Regions from separate parts of the Homo sapiens genome. Here region 1 is linked to region 2. A link is a contact called in ENCODE Hi-C or POLR2A ChIA-PET data. All regions are on one chromosome and are shown on one strand. The core of a region is the stretch at or near the end of the contact, and the rest is flanking DNA. Distances in the headings are between cores, read along the strand shown. Region 1 has its middle 37 kb from the start of NCR2. Region 2 has its middle 12 kb from the start of TREM1.

Region 1 (3,204 bases), core at 617-3,116, 73 kb before region 2:
TCTCCAGTGGTGAGGCCCTCTTGCCGAGGTCCCAGGATTTCTTCGCTCTGCGCCCGGGACTGTTTCTGACTCCTTCCCGCTTTGCGCACGCACGTGCAGCCACCGCGACTCTCTCGAGTCATTCGCGCAGCCGTACAAACGAGGGTGGCGCTGTCGCGTCCTGCGTGGACTGCGCGCAGGGCTGCGTTTTCTCGAAGTGAAGTTTGGACGCGAATGGGGTCAACTGCATCCGCCGGTCGGCTCACTCTGCTGGTCCCGGACGCAGGCTTCTCTGCCGCGGAAGATCCAGGGAAAACTAGCTCCCGCACCAGGAGCGAGGCTCGCCTGGTCTGTCCAGGTGGACACCCCCACTCAGCATAAGCTACCCCTTCACCCTCTGTGGGCCCACGGTGGCCACACCGTGCCGGATCAGGTCAGGCCTTCCGCAGTGGCGCCCGTAGTTGTCCCGGCCGCACCCTGCAGGGTGAGCAGGGGTCCTATCTGGAAGCAGCCCCCCACGCCCGATCCACTAGAGGATAGTTCGCTAAGGCAGGTTTCTGTCGTTCCCAGTGCATTTTTTTTTTCTTGGTGTTGAGTGATCCCAGCGCGCGGTCGCCGCAGGGAAGCGTTGCTCGCAGGAGCCCGGTGGCCTCGAGGGCGCAGGAGGGCTGGGGATCCCAGGGTGGCGGTTCGGGATGGGGCCGAGACCGCTGGGGGGAGGGGGCAGGAAGGGCGCCGAGGACCGCTGGCGGAGGTCCCGGCCCGGTGGGGGGCGCTGGGGATGGCGGGCGCAGGCCCAGCGCGCCGACTGCGGGGTCAGGGGCGAAGGGGCAGGCGGAGGGCAGCGCGCGGGGAGCCGGCGCGGCGGCTCGGGTTACCGCGGCCCGACCCTGCCACCCGCAGCTCCGGCGCGGGGGCTGGGGCGGACTCCGGCCGTACCCCGCTGTTTGCATTTCTCTGGCAGGCGGCGGAGCTTGGGTTGAAAGGAATCGCCTTCATTTGGAACGTTGTTTATTTTTCTTAACTAGCCAGCGCCGACGGACGACCCCGCGAGCACGGAGGCCGGACCCGGCCGATCCAGCGCTAGAAAGGGGTCAGGACTGGGGGCGGCCAGGCGAGGTGGTGCTGCGAGCGCCCGCACTGGGAATGTGCCCCGGTGCCCCAGCGGCCGGGATGGGGGAAGGGTCGTGGCGGGCCCAAGGACTTTCTACCACGTAGGAAAACAGACTTTCTCCTGCCAGAGTTATCATACCTTAGCTTTGACCTTGCCTGAGCCGGGGCAGCGAAGCGGTTAAGCTCTTTGGGTTTGGTGTTTGGTCGCCTTGGGTTTCAGTTTCTCCTCCTCGGTTTTTAGCTCCACGACCTTGGTCAAGTCACCTTTGTGACTCAGTTTCCTCGACTCTCAAATGGGTATAGTATAGTGCTTTGCTCCTTGAGTTGCTGTCAGGATTAGATGAGACAATGCACCCTAGCGCAGGAGATGGAACTTGCCAAGTGCTTAGGAGACGTCAATTCATTTTGTGGGGGCTGTGGCGCAGGGTAGGTGGGGTGGGGGTAGCCAGCAAGCGTGGGGCCCACAGAGAAGGGGCTTGAGCTGGAAACCCATGACTCCCAAGCTCTGGGGAAGGTGCGGGCTGGGGAGAGTTCTGAGCGTTTTGACATGAAATGAATAAAATGCAAATGATATTCAAAGCAAGATGCTAATGAGGATCTATTCTTTGAGCGTCCACAGCCCCGGCAGTGCCCATAATAGTGGCGGGGCTGGTGTGAACTCGAGGATGGGCAGGGCCCTGCAGTGTCTCGAGTGTGTGTGTGTGTGTGTGTGCGTGTCAGCGCGCGCCTCCTCCGGAATGTGCGTAGCCGGCTCCGGGTGTGCTCGCGCCGACATGAAAATGAGGTCAGGGAAGGTCGTTCCACTCTGCAGCATAAATCAAGGAGGAGAGGAGAATGGATGTGAGAGACAGTCCCCGGAGACCGCCCCGAGAGAGGCAGAGCGAGGGAAGAAGGAGGAGAGAAAAGTTCTGCGTAGAATAGGCGAGAAGCGGGCCCAGGCGCTCTCCCTCCCCGAGCTTCCCGCCCCGATGGCTGAGCCGCGGCAACACCGCGTCCTTAAGCCCCATCCTCCTCCCCCATCTCCTAAACCTTTAACTCTTTTTTCTTTCTTTGCCCCCAAACTTAAATGTTCCTCCTCTAAGCGCTCTTTGTGTGAACAGTGAAGCTCCTGCCCCCAGCCTCCCCGGGAACGTGTAAGTGCCCACGCGCACACACCAGTCGCACGCGCAATCGCACACTTGTTACACGACTGCTCAAGCCGGGGCTCGCGGGGGAGTCCTGCGGGGATCAGAATAAAATGTTCCAGAGAGGGCTGCTTTCCGCCGTCCCCCTGCCCGGCTACTGCGGCCCGGGTGCGTGCTTTCTCCACGCAGTCCGCGTCTGTGGCCTCCCCAACACTCTGCTACCGTCGTCCCCCGGGCTCTTCCTGCTCTTCGCCCTCCGCCGGCCGCCCAAGGAACACGCAGCTCCAAGCCAGTACTTCCCTGTGCGCTGTCCTGAGACTCCTCTGGGGATATCGGGAGGTTCCGGCTGCCCTAGGCCGGAACACAGGCACAAGTCCGGGGCGATCGCTCTCTGGGGAAGCAGGGCCAGCGTCCCAGAGCCCAGGGTGAGAGAGGGAGAGGGATGTCGGTCTAACTACCCAGCATCTTCAAGACACCAGGACACTAGGACCAGAGGGAAGGATGCAGGGAGCAGGGCTGGGGAAGAGGAAGCAGTGCATAGAGGAGGCTGTCCCGTCTCTCTCTCTCTTTCTCTCTCTCTCTCTCTCTCTCTCTGTGTGTGTATGTGTGTGTGTGTGGGGGGGGGGTGGGGGTTCCTACTGCCACTCCAAGAATGGGGAGAAAGCAATGAAGAGATGAGCTGCGCCTACGGTCTGTGCTCTGGGCCCAGATCAGACTTACCTGCTGCCGTATTCTCTTCACCACAATGAATAGCAGCAACAAGATGATGCTGAATGCCACACAGTAGGCACAAAATAAGCGCACAATACATATTGAATTAAATTTACCAACAGCTGTCACTATCACGATCCTTCCTGAGTCTCCACAGCTTGTAGATTAATTAAGTCATTCACTCATTCCACAAATACTTAGCAAGTACCTATTAAATGACTGAGCAACAGGAAGACAAGATCCCATCCCTCAGGGCGCTTATACATTCCTGGGTCAG
Region 2 (3,740 bases), core at 270-2,769:
GTAGTGTGGCCATTTTAACAATATTGATTCTTCCTATTAATAAGCATGGAATGTTTTTCCATTTATTTGTGTCATCTCTGATTTCTTTGAGCAGTGTTTTGTAATTCTTTTGTAGAGATCTTTCACCTCCCAGGATAGCTGTATTCATAGGTATTTCATTCTTTTTGTGGCTATTGTCAATGGGATTATGTCCTTGATTTGGCTCTCAGCTTGGAAATTGTTGGTGTATAGAAATGATACTGATTTTTGCACATTGATTTTTTGTCCTGAAACTTTGCTAAAGTTGTTTATCAGATCAAAGTGCTTTGGGGCAGAGACTATGGGTTTTTCTAGGCATAGAATCATATAATCTGTGAAGAGAAACAGTTTGACTTCCTTTATTCCTGTTTGGATGACTTTTATTTCTTTCTCTTGCCTGATTGTTTTGGCTAGGACTTCCAGTACTATGTTGAATAGAAGTGGTGAGAGAGGGCATCCTTATCTTGTTCTGGTTCTCCAGGGGAATGCTTCAAGCTTTTGCCCATTCAGTATGATGTTAACTGTGGGTTTGTCATAGATGGTCCCTATTATTTTGAGGTATTCCTTCAATGCTGAGTTTGTTGAGGGTTTTTAACATAAAGTGATGCTGAATTTTATCAAAATTCTGCGTCTACTGAGAGGATCATGCGGTTTTTGTTTTTAGTTCTATTTATGTGATAAATCACATTTATTGATTTGCATATATTGAACCAACATTACATCCCAGGTATGAAGCCTACTTGATCATGGTGGATTAGCTTTTTGATGTGCTGCTGGATTTGGTTTACCAGTATGTTGTTGAGGATTTTTGCATCTATGTTTGTCAAGGATGTTGGCCTGAAGTTTCCCTTTATTGTTGTGCCTTTGCCAGCTTTTGGTATCAGGATGATGCTGGCCTCATAGTATGAGTTAGGGAGAAGTCCCTACTCAACATTTTGGAATAGTTTCAGTAGGAATGGTACCAAGTCTTCTTTATATTAATACATCTCTTAGAATTTGTCTGTGAATCCATCTGGTTCTGGGCTTTTTCTGGTTGGTAGGCCTTTTGCTACTGATTCAATTTAGGAACATATTGTTCTGTTCAAGGATTCGATTTCTTCCAGGTTCAATGTTGGGAGGTTGTATGTTTCCAGGAATGTATTAATTTCTTCTACGTCTTCTAGCTTGTGTGCATAGAGGTGTTTATAGTAGTCCCTGAGGGTTTTTTGTATTTCTGTGGGGTTGCTGGTAATGTCCCCTTTTTCATTTCTGATTGTGTTTTTTGGATCTTCTCTTTTTTCTTTATTAATCTAGCTAAGAATGTATATATATATATATATATATATATATATATATATATATATATGATTTATTCTTTCAAATAACCAACTTCTGGATTCATTGGTCTTTTATATCTTTTTTGTGACTCACTTTCCTTCAGTTCAGCTCTGATTTTGGTTACTTCCTGTCTTCTGCTAGCTTTGGGGTTGGTTTACTCGTGTTTCTCTATTTCCTCTAAGTGTGATGTCAGGTTGCTAATTTGAGATCTTTCTAACTTTTTGATGTGGGTGTTTAGTACTATTAGCTTCCCTCTTAACATTGCTTTAGCTATGTCTCAGAGATTCTGGTATGTTGTATCATTGTTCTCATTGATTCAAAGAACTTCTTGATTTCTACCTTAATTTTGTTGCTTATCCAAAAGTTATCTGGGGACAGGTTATTTAATTTCCATGCAAATGTATGGTTTTGAGCAATTTTCTTAGTATTGATTTCTATTTTTTTTGTGCTGTGGTCCAAGAGTGTGGTTGGTGTGATTTTGGTTTCTTTGAATTTGTTGAGGATTGTTTTTTGGTCGATTGTGTGGTTGACTTCAAATATGTGCCATGTACAGGTAGGAAGAATGTACACACTGTTGTTTTGGGGTGGAGAGTTCTGTCAATGTCTATTAGGTTCATTTGGTCAAGTGTCGAGTTCAGTTTCTTTGTAAGTCTCTAAGAATTTGCTTTTTGAATCTGAGTGCTCCTGTGCTGGATGCATATATATTTAGGATAGTTAGGTCTTCTTGTTGAATTGAACTTTTTACCATTATGTAATGTTCTTTGTCTTTTTTGATCTTTGTTGGCTTAAGTTCTGTTTTGTCTGAAATTAGATAGCAACCTCTGCTTTTTCTGTTTTCTGTTTGCTTGGTACCTTTTCTCCATCTTTTTACTTTGAGCTGATAGGTCTCATTGTGTGTGAGATAAGTCTCTTGAAGATAGCATACCATTGAGTGTTGCTTCTTTATCCAATTTGCCACTCTGTGACTTTTAATTGGGATATTTAGCCCTTTTACATTCAAAGTTAATATTGATATGTGTGGATTTGATCTTGTTATCACATTGTTAGCTGGTTATTATGCAGATTTGTTTGTGTGGCTGCTCAATAGTGTCAATGGTCTATGTACTTAAGTGCATTTTTGTAGTGGCCAATGTATTAGGTCATTCTTGCATTGCTATAAAGAAATACCTGAGACTGGATAATTTATAAAGAAAAGAGGTTTAATTGGCTAATGTTTCTGCAGGCTACACAGGAAGCATGGGGCTAACATCTGATTCTGGGGAGGTCTCAGGAAGCTTACAATCATGGCAGAAGGTAAAGGGGGTACAGGGATGTCACATGGTGAAAGCAGAAGCAAGAGAGAATGGTGGGGTGTTATGGGAAGTCGGGGACCCTGAACAGAGGGACCAGCTAGAGCCGAGGCAGAAGAACATAAAATGTGAAGATTTAATGGACATTTATCAGTTCCCAAAATTAATACTTTTATAATTTCTTATGCCTGTCTTTACTGCAATCTCTGAACATAAATTGTGAAGATTTCATGGACATTTATCACTTCCCTAATAATACTCTTATAATTTCTTATGCCTGTCTTTACTTTAATCTCTTAATCCTGTTATCTTTGTAAGCTGAGAATGTACGTCACCTCAGGACCACTATTGTACAAATTGATTGTAGAACATGTGTGTTTGAACAATATGAAATCAGTGCACCCTGAAAAAGAACAGAATAATGGTGATTTTCAGGGAACAAGGGAAGATAACCATAAGGTCTGACTGCCTGTGGGGTTGGGCAGAATAGAGCCATATTTTTCTTCTTGAAGGGAGCCTATAAACAGACATGCGAGTAGGGGAAATATCGCTGAATTCTTTTCCCAGCAAGGAATATTAATAATTGATACCCTGAGGAAGGAATGCATTCTTGGGGGGAGGTCTATAGATGGCCGCTGTGAGAGTGTCTGTCTTATGTGGTTAAGATAAGGACTGAAATACACCCTGGTCTCCTGCAGTACCCTCAGGCTTACTAGGATTGGGAAATTCCAGCCTGGTAAATTCTAGTCAGACTGGTTCTCTGCTCTCAAACCCTGTTTCCTGTTAAGATGTTTATCAAGACAATGCGTGCACAGCGGGACATAGACCCGCATCAGTAATTCTAATTTTGCCTTCGCCTTGTGATCTTTATAGCCCTTTGAACCATGTGATCCTTGTGACCTACTCCCTGTTCATATACCCCCTCCCCTTTTAAAATCCCTAATAAAAACTTGCTGGTTTTGTGGCTTGGGGTCATCATCATGGTCCTAACAATATGTGATGACACCCCTGGAGGCCCAGCTCTAAAATTTCTCTCTTTGCACTCTTTCTCTTTATTTCTCAGACTGGCCAACACTTAGGGAAAATAGAAATGAATCTACGTTGAAATATTGGGGG

The links. Hi-C counts contacts between places; a loop is a spot of excess contacts on that map. ChIA-PET counts read pairs that join two places held with the same protein, here RNA polymerase II (POLR2A). Pooled maps may share reads with other maps.
Region 1: a map with no recorded cell type shows a loop between it and region 2 (2.0-fold over the local background). The contact joins two enhancer-like sites. A Hi-C loop is called at or near these places in 11 of 168 maps with a recorded cell type or tissue (B cell, CD8-positive, alpha-beta T cell, GM12878 and 6 more), 22 of 37 single-sample maps with no recorded cell type and 17 of 50 pooled maps. POLR2A ChIA-PET finds 5 or more read pairs at or near these places in 1 of 52 experiments (activated naive CD4-positive, alpha-beta T cell).

Annotation. Positions count from the first base shown.
Region 1 is chr6:41,370,898-41,374,101 of GRCh38, reverse strand. No RefSeq gene overlaps it. Among named protein-coding and RNA genes, the nearest start is that of NCR2, 37 kb to the right of the region's middle. RefSeq lists enhancers at 1, 1,910-2,863. Within about 2 kb of position 1,866, at least 5 of the 41 ENCODE cell types and tissues checked have a DNase peak (open chromatin) inside an H3K27ac peak, as active enhancers do.
Region 2 is chr6:41,297,095-41,300,834 of GRCh38, reverse strand. No RefSeq gene overlaps it. Among named protein-coding and RNA genes, the nearest start is that of TREM1, 12 kb to the right of the region's middle. Within about 2 kb of position 1,519, at least 4 of the 41 ENCODE cell types and tissues checked have a DNase peak (open chromatin) inside an H3K27ac peak, as active enhancers do.